Regions from separate parts of the Homo sapiens genome. Here region 1 is linked to region 2. A link is a loop called in an ENCODE intact Hi-C map of the cell type or tissue named here. Cell type or tissue: PC-9. All regions are shown on one strand. Each heading gives the region's core, and the rest is flanking DNA. Links, peaks and the distances in the headings are about the cores only. Region 1 overlaps ZNF385B (zinc finger protein 385B). Region 2 overlaps ZNF385B (zinc finger protein 385B).

Region 1 (11,717 bases), core at 2,414-10,413, 97 kb after region 2:
TCATCTTTTTCAGGATATCACAATAAGGAGAGTGCCCCAGATCCGAAGATCAGAGTATCACTGCAGAGTGGTGTTGCATTAGACTTTTATAGATAGGAGTCAACAAGTTACAAGTGAGAGGATCTACAGTAGGGATTTTGCAATCAGGGGAAGCCTCAATCAGCTAGATGAACAGGAAAAGTTTATCTCTGTGTCTAGCTAGTTTCTGGGGGAAAAGCAATCATAATCTTAGCTAATCACTCAAGAGACAAAGAACAGGAAGTTGACTAGGGGCAAAATGAGAAGGGTCTGTGGCTAGCCTTGTCATCAGGTTTAGGCAAAAGGAGAAAGGCCTGTGACTCTGTCAATATTTAAACCACAGAGTTACTCTGAAATATATTAACACCAAAAGTCAGAAATTGACATTCAGAGAGGTTGAGAAACTTGCTAAGGTCACATAGCTAGTAAATGACAGAATTTCATCCTATATCTTTCTGGCTTTCTCTTTTTATCATGCCACATTACTCACATTGTGTTGGATGAATGCTTAAACAGTAATTTTTATGGTTAATGTGACTTTTATTTATTTTCTATGTATTTATACACATACTACCTAGTTTGGAAATAATGGTCTTCAGAGAACTAGGTGTAAATGTTTAGAAATGACAGGTATCTGTTCACAAGCTGGTTTATAGTAAGAACATGCCTCGTTCCCCATAAGAAAATCTACCTTTTCAGTGACTGCATAGGGAGAAATATAGGATTCTAGTGTGTTAATATTTAGAGTGATTACTTTTGCTATAAATCAATAAGCTGTAGTGATAGAAAGTATCACTGTTTCTTTTTCAGCTCTGCTGTGTGGAACCCTAGAGGTTTTGCAGGAGGTGCTTTGAGATCCTCACATAAGTTTTTGGCTGGATGGGGGAGCAGGACAGGAATCCGTCAGGGCTTGGTTCCCCAGCTTCAGCCTAAGCTATTGGGTATACATGTTGAATTCGAAAGTTAAAAAAGACTCAGTAAAGAAGGTAATAAAAATGTGAAAACTATTAATCTGAGAGAATCAGTTATTTTAATAAAACAAAGCCTGTATATGTATATTTCTCTTGGAAGACTTAAGTTCATAAGTGTATTGGCTATTATCAGCTTCATGGAGACCCTTGCTGTGTTTTCAGTATTCACAGCAATGCAATGTTTTCATGCACCTGAAGTGTTCATCAACACAGCAGAGGAATCTAACCTGTCTGGCCTGAATCATTTGGCATCTATTCCATGCTCAAATTTTTGTGGTAATTATGAGTGTGAAGTGATAATTTGTTGTTGAGTTTTGTCCTGGGGCTGAGTCATTTAATTCTTTTTTTTAAATCATGTTTTAAAATTTTTTGTTAGTAAACAGACCAGGTGTTGTTTCATAGTAACTGCATTATATTCGCTGAACACTGAAGCAAAAATTGAAGCAAAACAAAAGCCACTACACTTCTGTCTGTGCTACCTTCCTAACCATAGTAACTGTGTCTATTGTAAGTAGAAGAGAAGAAGGAGCAGTTTAAGCTTAGGATCTGGGGGCTGCTGAAGCCAAGAACTTTTGAGGTACCTTGTCACTACTGGCAGCAGAAACATGGAAGTTTTAGCTTAGAGGCAAGCAAAGCGAAGTTTAGTGCTTTCCTGATTCCTCTTGTTCTCCTATTTAGGGATAACCTGGCTGCCCCTACTCCATGCATCACATGCCAAGAAGTTCAGGCAGTGACAGGAGATGCTATCATTAGCTTTGATTCTCTCCATAACCTCCTGGTTTTAGATAGGAGTGCTATGGTTACAGGAAGATGGCAAAATGAAAAATAAGACAAATCAACCAGAAGATACCAGAAAATAGGAGAAAATGAGATAAGGAACTATGAACTGGAAAGCAAAACAAGTGAATTATTTGTAGCAGTCAAAGTTTCTAGACATTTTGGAGGAAATTGAATCTTAGGAAACTGTTCTGAAAGGAGTTATGAATATGAATAAACAGGAAAGAGTGACATTTAAGGCTGGGGGACTGCAAGTGCAAAAGCTTATAGTGGAAATGAACCATAGATATTGACCATGAAAAGGTATGTAGGGCTGAGAAATAAGTAGGCAAGAATACAGAGGTTGGCAATAGTAGAGCTCAGTTTTAGACTTTGCTACTAAAATTATAATCATTAGTAAACTGATAATCTCTCTAAGGTAACAGATAAAATGTTTTTTTATTCTTCCTTGATAAGGCTTGGGAATTTAATGAGTATAAGAGTGATCATTTTCTTGGTCCCTGAAACAGGGAGGAAAAATTAGTATTATTAATGCTAAAGTAGGAGCCTTCTAATCACATGTTTCTTTTGTTCCCTCTTTCTCAGGCTACAATTGGCAGACATGAGTAATAATAATCAGGAAGAAGAAGAGAGAGTGAGCACGGGAGAAACGTGTGATTAGAAGGCTCCTAGCATAGCTAATGCTAACTTTCCTCCCTATTTAGGGGGATCAAGTTCTCAAGATTCTTATGGGTACATTCTTTAAGAGTAGTTCTCTCTAGAAGGGTTGAAAATTACCTCCTTGGTATAATGGCCAATATTTGGATGATGGGTATACTAGAAGCCCAACCCCCACCAGTATGCAGGTAATACTCATGTAACAAACAAGCACATGTACCCCCTGAATCTACATTTTTTAAAGAATAGTTCTCAAATTGATGTCCCTGAACTAGCAGCATCAGTACCACATGAGGACTTGTAAGAAAGGCCAGTTTTCAGGCCTCCTCCTAGGCGTACAGAAGCATAAACTCTGAAGTGGAACCCACCAGTCTGTGTTTTAATAAGCCTTCCAGGTGATTCTCATGCACACTAAAATCGAAAAACACTGCCTTAAAGCTTTTTTTCAATATAAAAGTACTCCAGAAAATAGAAAGTTGATGCATTTTTCTTCCAAGCTCCTTTTCTCAATGCTTTACAATTTTCTGATTAAATCTAGGAGAAATAAAAAGAACCCAATCAGGTGGTACTAGGCTTTCAACACACACTATTCTTCCTTTGAAAAAGAAAGGCGTAGCTGTGCTCCAGACCTAAAAACAGCAACTGCAAGAGCACCCAGCTGGGGTGCATCAGGTGCAGCATCAGTCCCTGCCTTGGATTTACAAACCCAGAAAGAATATTTTTTAAATCAATTATTAACCGGAGACTCAGAAGTCTTCTATTTGACAGAGCTTCAGAAACTGAATCATTAATTATATCCAAGACAAACATATAGCTGTTGATGCTGAACTTTTAAGAGAATTTAGCAGCTGTTTATTAAATGCCAAGAGAAAATTGGTAGTTGCAACTTTGGGGATCAAATAAAAATGGCAAAGGTAACAGACACCACACTAAAAGGGGGACAAGTGGAAATATGAAGGCTGTAGTCACTAAATGTAAGGAGAACTGAGATGCAGCTTTTTGTAAAGAGGAGGGAGAGTGGAGTGAGAGTCACAGCAAGAAATAAGAGGCAGATGAGGGGAGCGGGAGTCTAATTACAATAAAAACTGATTGATTGGGCCAGGTGCGGTGGCTCACGCCTATAATCCCAGCATTTTGGGAGGCTAAGGCAGGAGGATTTCTTGGGCCCAGAGGTTCAAGATGAGCCTGGGCAACATAGCGAGACCCTGTCTTCCCAGAAAATAAAAAAAATTAGCCGGGCCTGGCAGCATGCAACTGTGGTACCAGCTACTCAGGAGGCTGAGGTGAGAAGATTGTTTGATCCCAGGAGTTAAAGGCTGCAGGGAGCTATGATCGCACCACTGCACTCCAGCCTGGGTGACACAGTGGGACACTGTCTGAAAAAAACAAACCTAATTGATTCATTGATTAATATGTCTTTTAGAGAAAGCCCCATCTCTACTAAAAATACAAAAAATTAGCCCGGCGTGGTGACATACACCTGTAGTCTCAGCTACTCAGGAGGCTGAGGCGAGAGAATCGTTTGTACCTGGGAGGTGGAGGTTGCAGTGAGCCAAGATTGTGCCACTGCACTCCAGCCTGGGTGACAGAGCAAGACTCTGTCTCAAAAAGAGAAGGAGAGTAAGACTAGCTATAAAACATACTGTCATAAAAAACCATAAAATGTAGATATCCTTGTATTACTAGTAACTAACATTTTGAGTTCTCATTGTGTGCCAAGCATTGTACTAAGTACTCTCATTTGATTCCCACAATAGCCCTATGAAACAAACACTATTATTACTATCTCTGCTTAAGAGATGAGGAAACTGAGGTTCTTAGAAGGGAAGTTACACAGCTAATATGTAAGCCTCTAGGATTTGAACCAGACAATCCTACTCCAGGATCTGAGTTCTTCACATATAAACTCCTCAATTTATCAGATCTCCAAGATGATTAAATACTATTCTATATGCTATCGTCCTTTTAAAATAATTGTCTTATTATTGTTTTCTGATTATAAAATGAATATGCGATCATTGCATCTAACTCAGAAAATTCAAAAATGTTTATAAAATAAAGATCATTCTTGGTCCCATCACCCAGAGATTACTGATGGTAACTAACATGTGCTGTACTTTATTTTTATACTTGGTGCCTCAGAACCATCTAAGGTGCCCTTTAGCAGGAAATCAGCTCCAGCCCAGACAGTCTGATTCCCTAGGTCTGGGTAAGGTCAAGGCTTGTGTATTTTCAATAAGTACCTCTTCTACAGAGCCATAGTTCAAGCCCAGTGCTAAAAACACTGTTCTATAACTTACAAGCCCGGTTCTAAAAACACTGTTCTATAACAGATTTTCAAAAATTTCTGTGCAGAATATCCTGTATTTAGTTTATCTCTAGATTCTAGAGCACCTTGATTTTTCCCATTAAAGCTATTTTATTTTAGAACCAGGAAAATACCTAATACAGAAGTAGTTTTCAAACATTAGTCTGCATCAGGATTACTTAGAGGACTTGTTAAAACATGGACTACAGAGTTTCTGATTTGTTAGGTCTGGGATGGAGCCCAATAACATGCATTTTTAACAAGTTCTGGGATATTGCTTCTCCTGCTGGTACAAGGACCACACTTTAAGAAACACTATATAATAGAGAATACTTCCAAATAAGAGTTCCTGGTAGAAACTCTTCTTATCGTCTTTGGAAATCCCTTAAGATTCAAGTACAAGATCCTGACCTTGATGCCATCATTTAGAAACAAATTTAGTGACATATACTAGCATGATTAATATCATCCCTTCCTCAGGAACTCCATATGTGAAAACTATTCAGCTGCTTCCATGTCTCTATGACAGCAGTAAAAGTGTAACAAGAAAAGGATAGCTGCTGACGTTGTCAGCTAAAAAATCTTAAATGTCCAGATGATTGTTGGTAGTGATGGAAGGGACAGGAGGACAAGGTCAGTTGCACCCAATAGCAGGCATAACACCTATCACAGAAGTCTAATATGTGACATTTCTTAAGTAGGACAAATACCAGAGGAGGATGTTGATGCTACTGGCAGTTTTTATGAATTATACATGATGCACTATTTTAAAATTCAGCAGAAAACTGCCATTTACCCTCTATAATAAAAGGTATTGTATGAAAAATGAAGTGCTGGGTGTGTAAATATGAGATGCTACTGATATAATGGATCTTAAGCATACTTCACACTTCTCTTTGCTCTCTAGCCCCTGACGGAAGACCAAGCTTTTAAGAGTAGGGTTGACCTTTGGAAATCCAGCAGAAGCATTCATGAACTAGATACCTCAGTACTGTCAATCTGTGCTTTCATACCAGCAACCAAATTCTAAATGTAACTCTACCATTTTATTGGCTTTTGGCTTTACCTCCTTGATACTGGAGTAATACAAGTGTATAGCTATATTTGGCATTTGACATTTACTTGTCAATCAGCAGAAAAACAGAAAACCCCTTTCAGACAATATAATTTACCCTAGAAGTTTAAATGTTAAAATTAGAAATGTTCATTATGACTACAAACTGCTAAAAGTCATCTAGGAAAATTCATTCATTTATGATTCAGTCAACAAGTATCTATAGAGCACTTCCAACATTCCAAGCATTGTTGTAGATTCAGGGGATAGAACAGTGAGAAAAAAAATACAGAAGTGGAGCAAGGTGGCCGACTAGAAGCCCTCGTCAGTTGCTCTCCCCACAGGAACACCAAATTGAACAACTATTCACACAAAAAACACCTTCATAAAAGCAAAAAATCCGGGGAGTGATCACAGCTCCTGATTTTAACTTCATATCACTGAAAGAGGCACTGAAGAGGGTAGGAAAGATAATCTTGAGTAGCCAGCACCACCCTTCCTCCATCCCTTGGCAGCAGCCGTGTGTCACAGAAAGAGAATCTGTGCATTTGCGGGAGGGAGACCATAGTGATATAGGACTTTGCATTGGAACTCAGTGCTGCCCTGTCACAACAGAAAACAACACCAGGCAGAACTCAGCTGGCGCCCAAGGAGGGAGCGTTTAGACCAGCCCTAGCCAGAGGGCAATCATACATCTCAGCAGTCAGAAGCTGAGTTCTGGCAAGCCTTGCCACCACAGAATAAAGTGTTCTGGGGTTCTAAATAAACTTAAAAGGCAGTCTAGGTCACCAAGAATGCAATTCTTGGGCAAGTCCTGGTGCTAGTGAGGAATGAGCTGGGTTGGCCAAGGAAGTGCTTGCACTACCCCTCCCCCAATCACAGACAGTGCAGTTTGCAGTTTTGGAGAGACTCCTTTCCTCCACTTGAGAGAAGAAGGAAGAGTAAAGAGGACTTTCTTTTGCAACTTGGACACCAACTCCACCATAGTAGGATAGGGCACCAAGCAGAGTCCTAAGGCCCCATTCTAGTCCTTAGCTTCTGGATGACATTTCTAGACACACCCTGGTTCAGAAGGGGAACCTACTGCCTTGAAGGAAAGGACCCAGACCTGTCAGGATGCATCACCTGCTGACTAAAGAGCCCTTGGGCCCTGAATAATCAGCAGTGACCCAGGTAGTACTTGCCGTGGGCCTTGGGTGAGACTCAGAGATGGGCCTTGGGTGAGACTCAAAGATGTGCTGGCTTCAGGTGTGATCCATTACATTCCCAGCTGTGGTCGCTATGGAGAGACACTCCTGCTTGAGAAAAGGAGAGGGAAGAGTAAAGGAGACTTTGTCTTGGAGCTTAGGTACCAGCTCGGCCACAGTTGGTAGAACACCAAGAGGGCTCTTGGGTCCTCAGTTCCAGGGTTTGGCTCTGGAAAAGCATTTCTGGACCTTCCCTGGGCCATAGGGGAGCCCATTGCCCAGAAGGGAGAATCCCAGGCTTGGCCGCATTCACCATGAGATCACTGAAGAGCTCTTAAGATTTGAGTGAACATTGGCAGTAGCCAGCCGATACTTGTTGTGGATATAGGACAGTGATGGCTACAGGGAGAGACTCTTCTGCTTATGCGAAGGGAAAGGAAGAATGGGAAAGATTTTTTTCTTGTGGCTTGGCTTTCAGCTCAGCCTCATAGCATAGAACACCAAGTAGATTCCTAAGGTTTCTGACTCAGATCCTGGCTCCTGGATGGCATCTCTAGACGTTCCCAGGGCTGCAGAGAACTCACTACTTTGAAGGGAAGGACATAAGCCTGGCTGGCTTTGCCGCCAGCCCACCTGGGGCTGATTTTAGAGCCCCAGGGCATTGAGCAAACATAGGTGATAGCCAGGCAGTGGTTACTGCAGGCCTTCTGCAAGACCCAGCACCATGCTGGCTTCAGGTCTGACACAGCGCAGTCCCAGTGGTGGTGCTTGTGTCACCCATCCCCCAGCTCCAGATAACTCAGCACAGAGAGGGAGAGACTCCATTAGTTTGTGAGAAAGTAAGGGAAGAGAACAAGAGTATCTGCCTGATAATCCAGAGAATTCTTTTACATCTTATCCAAGACCACCAAGACAGTGCCCCTACAAGTCTGCAAGAGCTACAGCATTACTGGGCTTGGAGTGCCCCTTAATTCAGACAGGCTGCAGAGACCAAAAACTTAGATTACAACAGCCAAGTTCTTCAAATACTTGGAAAGCCTCTCCAAGAAGGATGCATACAAACAAACTCAGACTGTGAAGACTGCAATAAATACTTAGCTCTTAAATACCAGACACTGGCAAACATCCACACGCATTAAGGCCATCCAGGAAAACATGACCTCACCAAACAAACTAAATAAGGCATCAAGGACCAATCCTGGAGAGATAGAGATATATGACCTTTCAGACAGAGAACTAAAAATAGCAGTTTTGAAGAAACTCAATGAAATTTAAGATAACACTGAAAAGGAATTCAGAATCCTAGGAGGTAAATTTAACAAATAAATTAAAATGATTAAGAATCAGAAATTCTGGAATTAAAAAATGCAATTGAAATACTGCAGTATTTATCAGAATCTCTCACCAGACTAAACAAAAGAACAAGAAGAGGAGAAGAAGTAGGAGGTGGAAGAGGAGATGGGGGAGAATAAGAAGGGAGAGAAAGGGAAGGAGGAAGAGACCCAAATAAATAAAATTAGAGGTGGAAAAGGAGACATTACAATCGATACCACAAAAACTCAAGGGATCATTAGAGGCTACTATCAGCAACTATATGCTGATAAATTGGAAAGCCTAGAATAAATCAATAAATTCCTAGACACATACAACCTACCAAGATTGAACCATGAGGAAATTCAAAACCTGAACAGACCAATAACAAGTAATGAGATCAAAGCCATAATAAAGTCTCCCAGCAAAGGAAAGCCTGAGACAACTGATGAATTTTACTAAACATTTAAAGAACTAATACCAATCCTATTCAAACTATTCAAAACAAATAGGAGGAGGAAATACTTCCAAACTCATTCCACGAGGCCAGTATTACCCTGATACAAAAACCAGTCAAAGACACATCAGTAACAGAGAACTATCGGCCAATATTCCTGATAAACGTGGATGCAGAAAACCTCAACAAAATGTTAGCAAACTGAATTCAATGACAATGATAAAAATTATCCATGATGACCAAGTGGGGTTTATCCCAGGGATTCAAGGATGGTTTAACATACGCAAATCAATCAATGTGATATATCAAGAGAATGAATGACAAAAACCATAAACCATATGATCATGTCAACTGATGCTGAAAAAGCATGTGATAACATTCAACATCTCTTCGTGATAGAAACCTTCAAAAAACTGGATATGAAAAGAGTATACTTCAACACAATAAAAGCCATATATGACAGACCCACAGCTAGTATCAAAATGAATGGGGAAAAACTGAAATCCTTTTCTCTAAAATATGGAACATGAAAAGGATGCTTACTTTCACCACTGTTATTCAACATAGTACTGGAAGTCCTAGACAGAGCAATCAGACAAGAGAATAAAAGAAAGGGCGTCTAAATTGGAAAGGAAGAAGTCAAATTATCCTTGTTTACAGATGATATAATCTTATACTTGGAAAATCCTAAAGAGTCCACCAAAAAACTAGTACAACTGATAAACAAATTCAATAAAGTTGCAGGATACAAAATCAACATACAAAAATTAGTAGCACTTCTATATGCCAAAAGAGATCAATCTAAAAATGAAATCAAGAAAATAATCTTATTTACAATGGCTACAAATTAAATACCTAGGAATTAACCAAGGAAGTGAAAGATCTCTACAATGAAAACTATACAACATTGAAGAGTAGACACACAAATACACACACAGGGAAAGATATTTCATGTTCATGGATTGGAATAATCATATTGTTAAGATGTCCATACTACCCAAAGCAATCTACAGAGTCAATGCAATCCCCAGCAAAATATCAATGATATTCTTCACAGAAATAGAAAAACTATCCTAAAATTTACATGAAATCACAAAAGACCCAGATTAGCCAATGATATCCTGAGCAACAGAAGCAAAACTAGAGAAATCACAGTATCTAACTTCAAATTATATTACAGATCTATAGTAACCAAAACAACAAGATACTGGCATAAAAATAGACACATAGACCAATGGAACAGAATAGAGATCCTAGAAACAAATCCATTAAGTCTGTAGGGAACTCATTTTGACAAAAATGCAAAGAACAGAGATTGGGGAAAGAATAATCTCTTCAATAAATTGTGCTGAGAAAATTGAATATACATATGCAGAAGAATGAAACTAGACCCCTATCTCTTGCCATATACAAAAATAAAATCAAAATGAATTAAAGACTACGACCTTAACCTATGAAACTAGTAAAATAAAACATAGGGGAAACTATCCAAGACAATGGATTAGGCAAAGATTTCTTGAGTAATAGCCAACAAGCACAGGCAACCAAAGCAAAAATGAACAAATGAGATCATACCAAGTTAAAAAGCTTCTGTACAGCAAAGCAAACAATCAACAAGGTGAGGAGATTACCCACAAAATGGAAGAAAATATTTGCGAAGTATCCATCTGACATGGGATTAATAACCAGAATATATATGGAACTCAAGCAATTCTATAGAAAAATTCTGATTAAAAATGGGCAAAAGATCTGAATAGACATTTCTCAAAGGAAGACATACAAATGGCACACAAGTATATGAAATGGTGCTCAACATCATTGATCATCAGAGAACTGCAAATCAAAACTGCAATGAAATATCTCCAGTAAAAATGGCTTTTATTCAAAAGACAGGCAAGAACAAATGCTGGCAAGGATATGGAGAGAAGCGACTCTTTGTACACTGTTGGTGGGAATGCACATTAGTACAGCTACTATGGAGGATAGTTTGTAGATTTCTCAAAAAACTAAAAATAGAGCTACCATGTGATTCAACAATCCCACTGCTAGGTATATAACCAAAAGAAAGGAAATCAGTCTATGGAGGAGTTTCCTGTGCTCCCATGTTTATTGCACCACTGTTCACAATAGCCAAGATTTGGAACCAACCTAAGTGTCCATTGACAGATTAATGGATAAGAAAATGTGGTACATATACACAATGCACAATGGAGTACTAATCAGTCATAGAAAAGAATGAGATCCTGTCATCTGCAACAACATGGATGGAGCTGGAGGACATTAAGTGAAATAAGCCAGGCACAGAAAAGCAAACGTCACATGTTCTCACATATCTGTGGGAGCTAAAAATTAACACAATTGAACTCATGGAGACAGAGAGTAGAATGATGAGTGGTCACCAGAGGCTGGGAAGGGTAGTAGGGTTGGGGAGGGGAAGTGGGGATGGTTAATGGGTACAAAAATGTAGTTAGATAGAATGAATACAATCTAGTATTTGATAGCACAACCGAATGATTACAGTTTACAATAATATCATACTCTTATAAAGAGTATAATAAGATATTTGTAACACAAAGAAAGAATAAATGCTCAAGGTGATGGATATCCCATTTACCTTAATATTATTATTAGGCATTATATTTCTATATCAAAATATCTCATGTACCCCATAAATATATACACCTACTTTGTACTCATAAAAATTTTTTTTAAAGAAAATAAAGCCAGGTCATTTGAAATTAAATACACACACACACACACACACACACACACACACACACACACACACACACACACAGTCTTGGCCCTTCAGGAACTTACATTGTAATGGTGATGAGGTCTGTCTTATTCTCATCTTTGAGAACTTTGCTATGTAAAAAACCAACAGTGAGTCATCACTTAGGGGCTTGTTAAAATGCAGAGTCTCAGGTCCATTTCCAGATGTCCTGAAACAGAATCTGTATGTTATTTTATGATA
Region 2 (11,717 bases), core at 2,061-10,060:
TTCTCATTTTATATAAACATTTCTACTTTTGTTCTAATTTTTTTTTGAATATTCATTTTGAGGGCCTAAACATTTAAACAGTTTTTTCCCAGTTACCATTGCTGCATAACAGAGTACCGCAAAACTTGGTAGCTTAATGTGCAGCAGTCATTTAATTATATCTCAGAGTATCTGTGGGTTGGTAATTCAAGAAAAATTCAACAAAAATTCAGCTGGGCAGTTCAGACTCAGAGGCTGACATATGGTTATAGGTAGGCAGTAGCTGGTGCTAGAACAGCTGGAAACAAGCTGGATGTCTCTCTGTTTTGCTCAGGTTGTCTCAGCTATGTGGTCTCTTCATACAGGCTAGTGTGGGTTTCCTTACTGCATGGTGGCCTTAGGAGAATCTGATTGTTGATACGGTGGCTCAGGGGTCCAAGCCAAAGTGTTTCAGCTTATATCTCAGCTTCATCACCTTTAATGACCTAGCCTCAGAAAGACATTCACTGCCACTTTTACCACATTCTGTTGGTTAAAAGCAACTTGCCAATTCACCCAGAATAAAAAAGAGAGGAATTAGACTACCTTTTAGAATTGAAGGTTCTAGAAGAGACTGTGGAATAAAAGGGACAAGATATCTTTGGAATATACTGTTTGCTACACAATTTTTAAGTAAATCAGATACATAATTTATATGCAACATTTTTATGAACATAATCTAACTCAAGTTTTTTTAGTGCCTCTAAAGCATTTTCCCAAGAAAATATGGAAACTGTCTAGATTACCCTGTAATAGAACTACAACAGAAAATGGAAAATAGGTCAGGGATTACACATAGATTTATAAGCATGTAAGATTTATTGAAGACATATTTCTTCACAACTGAGATTTTAAGAATGAAAAAATATGACCTACTCTATTATGAAAACCATTATTTAAGCCAAAATGAGAATTTCATGATGCCTCTCCTCTTACTTAAACCTTTTCTCTGGGCCTATTTGTCACTAGAGCATTGACTGGCTCAGTTCTTTAGATGAATTTGGTAAGGATAAAAAAAATAGTGACTGATGTCTCCAAATGCAACTCCTCAAAAGCAAGAAGATAAACACAACCCATTGAACTTAACAAAATCATGTGTTTGCTAGGATTGATGGAGTGTTAGACAAAATGTTTGAGGTGGTCCTTATTATGCCTTGCATTGCATTATGTAGCTATTATGGGCCATGGAATTCAACGATATTGAAAAGCAGACAAAATACAGGCATAAATTATTTAAATGGGCATACCACTCCCACATTTTTAATGAAAGGAAGAATAAAAGCAAAATTTAACAATATATATTTATTCATGATGGGTATTTATCATTACTTTATGATGGGTAAATAATGAATAGTCATTTACCCATCATAAAGTAAAACTTAATATTTATTTAACATTATTTAATAGTTTAATATTTATTTATGATGGGCATTTATCATTATTTTATAATGGGTAAATATTAATTTACCCTTATAAAGTAAAAGGGTATTTTGCATATATCAACCTTAATTTAGTATTTTATCACACAGGGCAAAGAAATTGTGTTCATATGTCCTAGATTTTATTACATGTTCACTGCAGTAGACTCTGAACTTATTATAAATATCGAGGTATGGGATATTCATTAGCATACATTCTTAACTCATGGAACCAGCTGTAAATGTTATTTTTGGTCCCAGTGCTTTCTCAGTAAATCCCTTTTTCTGGAGTTACCTACAATCCTCATGCAAACACACTTCTAATATTATGATTGTGGTTTGTGGTTGTTTACTCTGTATATGACATCTTAGACATTTAGACTAAAGAGCAAATATCTGGAAGTTAAGAAATCAGAGGTGGGGTATGGACTCTGGGATTATCAGTGGTTCCAAGTGAGATGTGAATTTGGAAGTCATCACCTATGGTGGTGGGACATGGGCAGTTTGGGGGAGGGTTCAAGTAGTACTAAGAGTATAGGATTTGGCATGAGCTGTTATCACATAAAAGTTATCCTTATTCTCCTGAGAGTTAGAATTAGGTTATTTGTGAGTGAGTGAGGTTATTTGTCTTAATGGCTTGCATGTGTATAGATGTGTTTAATTTTGTCAGCAATAACAGATGACTTGGATGTGCATGGTTTGGGGGTAGGTATAAACAGGAAAATTTTTGACAGATATGGGAGACAAAACTGCCAGCATTAGAACAGTTCTACATTCAGGAAACTGTTTTTTTTTTTTTTTTTTTGAGATAGAATCTCGCTTTGTTACCCAGGCTGGAGTGCAGTGGTGCTGTTCAGCCCACAGCAACCTCTACCTCCCGGGCTCAAATGTGCCTCAGCCTGCTGAGTAGCTGGGATTACAGGCAAGTGCCACCACATCTGGCTAATTTTTTTTTTGTAGTTTTAGTAGAGATAGGTTTTCACCATGTTGGCCAGGTTGGTCTGGAATTCCTGACCTCAGGTGATCCGCCCGCCTCCCCCTCCCAAAGTGCTGGGATTACAGGCGTGAGCCACCACGCCTGGGCAGGAAATTCTTTTTAAAAGCATGAAGATTTAAGGTTTGGGAAGGATCATAGATGTTGTCCTAAATTTTAACCTTCCTAAGGGTGATTCTTCTGGCTGTTACCCTAACCTTTTAACAGCCATAGCTTTTGACCCCACAGCCTTTTTATTGTTGTATAATACAACACTTGCCCAGATCTGCCTTTCCTAACCTATCTCCTTTGTTAAGGAGGCATTGCATGGTTGAAAATAAAGCTGACTGCTGGGTGTAAATCCTAGCTCTACCACCTACTTATTGGATATTCTTCGATAAGTAACTTAAGAGCTCTTTGCCTCAGTTGCCATGTACATAAAATGGGAATAACAATAGTCCTTGCTTATGAAGGTATCATGGAATTAACTGAGATAATGTTGCTGGAATAACAGACGTTGGCACATGTACTCAATAAATATTAACTCTGGTCATTGTTATTGTTATTATTTGTAGTGGTATTATTCCAGCCCCTTACTTTTTCCATGGTCCTTCCTATTCCTCCTCCTATGCCTTAGACTTTCTAAGTAGCTCAGTTCTTCATAGGTTTGTCTGACTGGGCATGGCTCTCTGCAGGGCAGAGTAAACTGACTTGGCATTTTGCTTGACTTTCCAACATTCAAATGTTTACCACTGTACCCATTTTGCTTAGAACCTTTCCTGACATGATAAGTATTTATCAAGGAATATTATTTTATGATATCTATTCTGGAGGCTAGATTATTAAGAAAATTAGTATGTCCTAACCTTATATAGGGCAAAAATAGGGGACTGGAATTACAAGAAAATTCTTACACTGTGAGTGGACCAATATAAAGATTTATGAGTTAAGCAGGAAACACACAGCTCAGTGTTTTAGATAACACTTAGGATTCATCTAATCCCATTCCTTACCCAACTAGAGGCTTTTATAACATGCATTTATTCAGTCAATCATTAATACTTATTAAGAACCTATTTTGTGCCAAGCCTTATGTTAGGCGGTGAAGATACATGGTAAGTAAAGCAGATTTGGACCTTGCCCTGATGGAGCTTACAGTGAAATGGGTGCAGCCAATATTAATCAAATAATCATGCAATTATGTGATAGGTACTGTGAAGAAAGCACCTAGGGAAAAATTAGAATAAATAGCAGGGAGAATGAGTCTAGGTTACAGGGAGAGGGAATAGTTATAGTGGTCAGAGAGGAAATTAGCTGAGATTGAAGATTAAATAGGAGCTAACTAGTTGAAAAAAGAAATACGCATTCTAAGGAGAAGGAGAAAGTGTGATGATGTATTTGAAGAACTAAAGAAGACCATCGTGGCTGGAGCCGAGAGAGAGGAACAGGAGTCAGAAATGATGTAGGAGAGGTAAATATAGGTAAGAACTAAATCCATTTCATCCAATGCATTTATCCTATTTTCCACTCTTGAAAATATAAATGTTCCTTGATTTAGGATGAGGTTGCATCCCCAAAAACCCATCTTAGGTGAAAATATTGTAAGTTGAAAATGCATTTAATACACCTAACTTACTGAACATCATATCTTAGCCTAGACTACCTTAAATATGCGCAGAACACTTTTATTAGCCTACAGTTGGGTAAAATCATCTGGCAACACAGTCCACTGTGGAGTGTGGGTTGTTTACCCTCCTGATCACGTGGTTGACTGGATGCTGTGGCTCACTGCTGTTGCCCAGCCTCACGAAAGGGTATAGTGCTGCATATTACTAGCCCAGAAAAAGATCAGAAGTCAAAATTTGAAGTATGACTTTTATTGAACGTGATTCACTTTTACACCATAACAAAGTCTAAATATTGTGTTAATAAGCCAAACCATTATAAGTTGAGGACTGTCTACACAATGGATTGAAGGGAGGGCAAGAAAAGTTAGTAGGAGACTATTAGGAGAGATGCTTCTCAAATTTTAATGTTCCTATAAAGCATCTGGGGGTCTTGTTAAAGTGCAAATTCTGATTTAGTACATCAGATACGAAGCCTGAGAATCTGCCTTTCTAACAAGCCCTCAGTGATGCTGGCGATTCTTGTCCTGAGATTTCACTCTGAGCAATGAGTACCTGGATGAAACTACACTAGTGGTGGTGGAGATGGAAAGGGACAGATTCAAGACAGATTAGAGAAACAAAAGCAACAGAGCCTATTGAAGAAGAAGATGAGAGCCATGGTGAAAAGAGGAGATATCAAGGACGGTGTCTGTATTTCGGGCTTATACAACTGGCTGTGGATAGTGCTACTCACTCCAGAATGCTTAGGGAGTTTAACATATTCTGTTTCGTGCATGAACAAGGAGGCTAGTAGTAGGGTAGAATTCTTGAGAAAAGTGGAAATGGTTTGAAGTTGCTACCAGGGAGTATTGAAGAGAACATGGATTAAGAAAATGTAGAAAGTTTACTATGAAATTTTGAAGATTGGGGATTGGAGACTAGAAATCATAGTATTATCAGTGGGAGAAAGCATAATTTTATCCAACAAAACTTAGCAACCCAGAAGTAGAGAATGTAATAGTTGAATTAGTGTAAGATTTAAATTTTTCTGTGAATGTTGACCAAAGATAGTGTATCATTAGAGTTATCCATGTTAATGAGTGTCATGCCAGAACCTATTGACTTCAATAGGGATGGCACCATGTTTGAGAGGCCAAAGAAGGGACCCAGAGCCGGCAACCAAAACACAGAGTTTATCGAGGGGACTTACATACATGGCAGTCCAGTGGCAGTAGGCCGAACAGAACTGCTACCATTTGTAAAAAAAAAAAAAAAAAAAAAAAAAATGCAGTTTATATAGCATTTTTGCAGTAGGCTGAACAGAACTGCTACTGCTTGTTAAAAAAAATGCAGTTTATATAGCATTTTTGCAGTAGGGAACAGAACTGCTACCACTTATTTAAAAAAATGCAGTTTATATACCATTTTCACTTAGCATCCTCCCCCTAGCAACCTCTACCTGGCAACCTTCATTTAACCCAAAACAAAGGGCCTTGATTCCCTCTATAGCCTGTGTTCCATGGGATGGGCCGGGATTTAGATGTTCCTGATAAATAAGGAATGAATCTCTGGGTTGGCCACTCCCAGATTCTTTAGCTTGGATTCTGAACACACATTCTTTTTATACCATGGAGTCATTCTCCGCATATGCTTAAGTTAAACTCTTGCTATCAGGTACATCTGCCGTACATTCCACCCCAGCATACCCTCGAATGGACCTCACATTCTTTTCATGTCATTCTTCCACTATTTCCCTGGGGCCAGGTATATAAAGAGGAGCATTGCAGTCAGACATTGCAGCAGCAATACAAACTACAACAACAGAAAAAAATAACGTATATAATAATAGTCTTAGAAAGTTTTGTCAAGTGTTGGGGAATTGATTAAACCACATGGTTATAGGGCTGCAAGACAGAGATTCTATAGCAGGAATATGTATACCTAGGGCCTGCATGGCTTGGGTTACATTGCGAGAGTAAATCAGTGATAGATATATCACATTTGGTGTTAATTATTGCTCAGGTTCCACCTGGGCGGCAGTTAAGATGTCCAGGGCCATGTGATTTTGCTAAGAATGGTGCACATCCCACTACCTGTATCTGCTCTGCCATTATCCACCCTGTCCCATCATGTACAGCCTACCCCACAGTGGGGGTAACATTAACTTGCTTCCATACTAGGAGGAAAATATGTTGTCTCATCTTGTTGATGGTGGGAAACTCACTACACGAGGTGCAATTGTCACTAAAGGGAAATAGATGAGGGTCATTATACTAAGTACAGAAGTGGCTCCAGGTACTCAGGTGAGGTGCTTGGAGCAGGCCTGTGATGGAAGAGAGTGGCAGCTCTCTGCAGTCACAACAGTCTGTTTGTTATAGGGAGAGACCAGCATCTGTGCTCAGTCGGTGAAGAGGTTTGCTGCACACCACACCGTCTATGGGTGGACGGGGAGATGTTTAGTGGGTACAAGAAAGGGCAAGTCATGGCCATTTAACAAGACACAAGAAGTTCTGTCATTTTGAGACCAACACCACTGGTAGCAGCCTGGTGCCTGGATTACAATACCAAATGGACTGGCCCCCGCTCTTCAGCACATGGTAGGAGGACAGAATAAGACAATGGAAGTATTAAAATGTTCCGTAATGGGAGGATGACAGTCCTCTTGCACAAGGGAGGACTAACATTCATTATTTTAATCGTACGACGGGGAGTAGGATGTAAAATAGATGTGATCTGTATATTCTGTTCTAGGCCCTTCCTCCATGGAGTGGAAGTACCATACGATTGGGGAATGGTTTGCTATTTCCAGGGCCATTTAATGATGTGCTCCTGGGTAGGTAGTCCTGTGGCAAGGGCAATAGAGGTTTCCTTGAGTCCCAGGTTGGGGCAAAGGTATACTGTCCCTCAAACTGTCTACCTGGATCCCAAGGGTGGCATCTAGTCCTTGTGTCAGGAGAGTGTAAGCGCTGGGGTGATGAGACATGCATGTTCATCCAGGGTACAAGTAGCTGCTGGTAAGTGGCATGTCCATCCACAGAGCCAGAGAACACATCTTCTCCGGAGTCGTTGCATCAACAGTCCGTTCATCCATTCAATCAGCCCCACTGCTGTAGGATTGTGTGGCAGGTGGAAATGTCAGTGAATATCCAGGGCCTCCATCCATTCCTGCACTTTGTGTCTGGTAAAGTGTGAGCCCTGGTTACTGTTGAAATCCGTGGGGATGCCGTAGGTCACACACAGCTGCACTAGTCCTACTATGGTACTTTTCTGTGTGGCATGCTTGCTGGGATATGCCTGCAGTAGCTCTGTGCAGGTGTACACACAAGTCAAGGCATAGCAATCAGGTAGAGGCAAAGGTTCTAGGTAGTCTCCCTGCCACTGTTGCACTGGGCTCTGGCCCCAAGTGATCTGTGCCTATCATGTGGCAAGGGCCTGGAGGCCTCCCTGTGCACAAGTAGAACATTACTGTCAGACACCTACTATGTTTTTATTTAGTAGTAGCAGGCCCCAGTTCTTCACTGTGGCTCAAAGGGTACATTGTCCCCAGTGTCATCTTATGTAGCCAATGGGCCACGTCTTCTGTGGGAACTTCCTCAAGAAGACATATGCAGGCTAGCTCATCTGCCTGTTGATTTCCAGGTGGTGTAGATGCAGTGTGGGCATCCTCATGGTAGACTGTTATATGCATGCCCTGGATATAATGGGGAATGTCCTTCCATGTGTCAGCACCCCAAAGGGGGTGCCCTACTACCATTCAGTTTTACAATCCTGAGCTTCCTATTGCAGTGGCCACCTGGTGAGTCCCTTAAAGGAGGCCTATACCTTACCCATAATGGCAGACAGAACAACATTAGTCTTACTGACCAAGTGAAACAGCAAGGTGGGGGCTGCAGTTTGTAAGCTGGAAAAAGACTCAGAAGTTAGCATGATGTCATCAGTGTAACAGAAACACATACCCGCTCAGGGTGGTTCATCCGCTGAGATCTGTGGCCACTAGGCTAAGACAGATAGTAGGGACTATGTAAATATTCCTGGGGCAAGATGATAAAGGTTCATTGTTCTCCTTCCCAGGTGAATGCAAATTGGTCTTCACTCTCTGGGGCAAGGGGGATGCTGAAGAAGGCATTGGCTAAATCTACAACAAAATGGTATGTGCCAAACGCCTCTCTTATCATCAGATGGGAGGCAGTATTGGAAACAGCTGCATACATTGCAGAGACCACCTTATTTAATTCCCAGTAATCTACTATTGTTCTCCATGTCCCATCAGGCTTCCACAGGGGCCATACAGGGCTGTTTTGTTTGGGGTATGTTCTGGCCCTATAATGCCTAAATTCTTAACAATCCTTGTGATTCCATCATGCCCCCTCACCTGCCTGGCAGTGAGTATTGGTATTGTTTCAGTGCCACTCTTCACCATGGGACTGGCAGCTGTACTACAGTGTCCATTTCACATTTCCCTGAATCCCATGCTTCACCATCCTAACTCTCACTTGAATTCCCAGGCCCATTGTTTAGAGAGTCAGACTTGATAAGTTATCAATTTCCAAGAGGTATTCCAAGATGAGAGCCATGTATACTAAATATGGTTTTGGTAGCGGTCTTCCCACTTACAATGCTAGTTGAACCTGTTGATCACAGCCACCCTCCCTAACCATCTATTGCTATTATAGGCCCTTGGAACTGATGATGAAGGTCACCATGTGTGAGAGTGCATTTGGCTCTTGTATTAGTCTGTTTTCACATTGCTATAAAGGTACTACCTAAGACTGGGTAATTTATAAAGGAAACAGGTTTTATTGACTCATAGTTCCACATGGCTGGGGAGGGTGGAAGGCAAAGAAGAAGCAAGTACTTTCTTCACAAGGCAGCAGGAGAGAGGAGAGCATGTGAAGGAGGAATTGTCAAACACTCACTATCAAGAGAACAGCGTGGGGGAAACCACCCCTGTGATCCAATCACCTCCTACCAGGTCCCTCCCTCGACATGTGGGGATTCTAGGGGTTACAGTTTGAGATGAGATTTGGGTGGGGACACAGAGCCAAACCATATCAGCTTCAGTATCCAGTAAGGGCATGCACAATCTGCCTATTCTTAGGTGACCAATATGTAGCTAGTTCCACCTGTGGCCTCTGACCCCTGGACACCCTGGCAACCACTGCTCTTATTGAGATTCTGGAGCCTTGGCCTTCATCCTAGTCTAACGGGTTGGTGCCTGCTATTCCTCTGCAGAAGGGGTAGTGGGCTGAACTTGAGGCTCCTTAGCGATCCACTGTTCTGGCTTGAGCTTCTGCCCCAGTCTGACCAGAAAAGCATTAGGCTGTTTATCTATTTTCTCAGCAGGTGTCCCTGCCACTACCAGGTCATAACACATTTGTTGCCAGACCACCCTGGTGGATCCTTTAGCTGTCTCCTTTCCTTTGGCTCCTTTGTCTTTCTTGCTGGCAGCGCATACCCTGTGCCTATGCAGTTTCTCCATTTCCCCTAAGTTGGGGGCTGCTTGGGCTGCCCAAGACACTGGCTGTCCTACCAGGGCACTTAGGATAGACACTGGTGAACTATACTATTGGTTGGGTGCCAACTAAGATAGTGTCTTTCATGCTGGCAGTGAAAAGCTCATTGGAGCTTGGTAATGCCCAGCATAGATAGCATGCTTCATCTCTAATTCTTGGGGGATGTCCTGCAATTCCTCCATAGTCTGTAATTACAAAGGAGATGTGAGGATGTTGCTCTCATTTAGCCAGGCTTCCTTGCAGCCCACAGCCACTCAGCTAAGAGGGGGATGGCTGGTCCTCATTATTGGCATCATAGAGGTGCTTCCTCAGGGCCAGGTGGTTTGTGATGGATGCCATTTTAACTCATCTTGAGTCTGGAGAGTATAATACTCTCCGCCCCCATGTCCCATAGATGGAGAAGCCACCACAATAGACTCTCTTCCCTTCTTCCTGAACCTATTTCGCAGCTCCACTAATTCCACGGGCGTGCAGTACTGCATTGTAGTGTGCTGCCGTCTTTTAGATGCGGGCAAGTCTTATGGGGTTACCCCCTGTAAGTGCAGCTGATCAGCTTTTATCTTGATGGTGACTACTGGATGTGCAGCTAGGACAGGAACCTTTATGGGCTCATCTCACCCCTCTCTTTTCTCCCCACTGATAGCACATCATGGGGGTCCCAGGTATCTTGGGGTCCCAGGATGATTTAGTCATAATAGCCCTAACTCATTGCTGTGGGGGTCAGCAACCCTTCAAACAGGCTACCCAACAAGCCAGGGTCTCCATTTTGTCATCCCGTGTCCATAGGTGAGACAGCAAGGTCTCTGATGTTTCAGCCTGAGCTAATCTGGCATCTCTTTCTAGTCATAGCTCATCTTGTAACTGACCAATCCCCACCTATGCTGCAAGCTCAGCTTCAGTGACTGCTCAGAGTGCAGTCAGAAACAGCCAGTGAACCACAGTTGCCACTACTCAGGCATCTGACCCTTGCTCAGTCAGTTTCAACCCCTGTAACAGCTCTTTCTGAACCTTCAGTGTTTTCAGGGCATCCCTGTACTCATGCGGTGGGAACCAACCATCAAGGACAGCAGCTGTTGTCCTTGATGGATGGAAAGCAGGCAGAGACAGAGACCCACATAGACATGGATGGCCAGCCCAGGATTTGCCCCATGGATTTCCCCTTCCCCAATCCCATCATCTTGATGCTCATAGGATTTTCTTTGATGCCCTAGTTGTCATGTCAATTGTTATGCCAAACCCCTATTGACTTCAAATAGGGATGGCACCATGGTCAAGAGGACCCAGTGTTTATTGAGGGGACTTACATACAGGGGACTCCAGTGGCAGTGAGCTGGACAGGAGAACTGCTACCGCTTGTAAAAAACATGCAAGTTTATATGGCATTTTCACTTAGCATCCTCTCCCTAGCAAAACCTCTACAAAAACCTCTACCTGGCAACCTTCATTTAACCCAAAAAGGGGACTTGATCCCTTGTACAGACTGAATTCCATGGGATCAACCGAGGTCTGGTATTCCCCGTAAATAAGAAATGAGTCTCTGGGTTGGCCACTTCCAGATTTCTCTGCTTGGAATTGCAAACACACATTCTTTTTATACCATAGGGCCATTCTTAGGGTTAACCTATTGCTTTCAGGAGCATCTGCTGTACAATGAAAGAATGCTGGAGGTAGGGACTAAAAGGAGGATTAGGAATCAATAGATAAGGAGAAAGGGGACAGAGAGAGGGAAGAACATGATCTGTTTCAGTGGTCACCAAACTATAGCCTGTGTGCCAAACTCAACTCACTGCTTATGTATGTACATCAAGTTTATTGGAACAGACTTGCCTATTGGTTTAGTATTCATCCTCTGTGGCTGCTTTTGCACTAGAATGGCAGAATTGAGTAGTTGCAACAATAGGTTGGCAAAGCCTAAGATATTTGCTCTCTGATCTGTTATAGACAAAGTGTGCTAACCCTTGGTCGGTTTCATCTTCTTCATTTCTCTTACTGAGGTCAAAGAACATACATAATGTCTAAGGGAAAAGAATAGGAAGATGAGGTAAAATAGAAAAGAGCAAAAGTTTCTAGGGGTTACCACAGCCCAGGGTGATCTAGAGAATAGACAGGTGAGGTGAAGTTGAGTCTCTGAAATTCCTCAAATTTTTCTTCAATAAAGGACCTGAGAGTATGAAATGGGCTGCCCATG

What was found. Hi-C counts contacts between places; a loop is a spot of excess contacts. Peaks named below come from ENCODE experiments on the same cell type or tissue, not always from the same donor. Only the 100,000 strongest peaks of a DNase experiment are listed, where the experiment ranks them.
Region 1: it touches region 2 in a loop (6-fold over the local background); 2 of 110 quality-filtered maps call a loop at or near these places.

Annotation. Positions count from the first base shown.
Region 1 is chr2:179,608,663-179,620,379 of GRCh38, reverse strand. The region is part of intron 3 of ZNF385B (zinc finger protein 385B); the gene reads left to right. Among named protein-coding and RNA genes, the nearest start is that of MIR1258, 250 kb to the left of the region's middle. In PC-9, for the core only: no CTCF peak of the experiment used is centred there; no DNase peak of the experiment used is centred there.
Region 2 is chr2:179,705,467-179,717,183 of GRCh38, reverse strand. The region is part of intron 3 of ZNF385B (zinc finger protein 385B); the gene reads left to right. Among named protein-coding and RNA genes, the nearest start is that of MIR1258, 150 kb to the left of the region's middle. In PC-9, for the core only: no CTCF peak of the experiment used is centred there; a DNase peak (open chromatin) is centred at 5,623.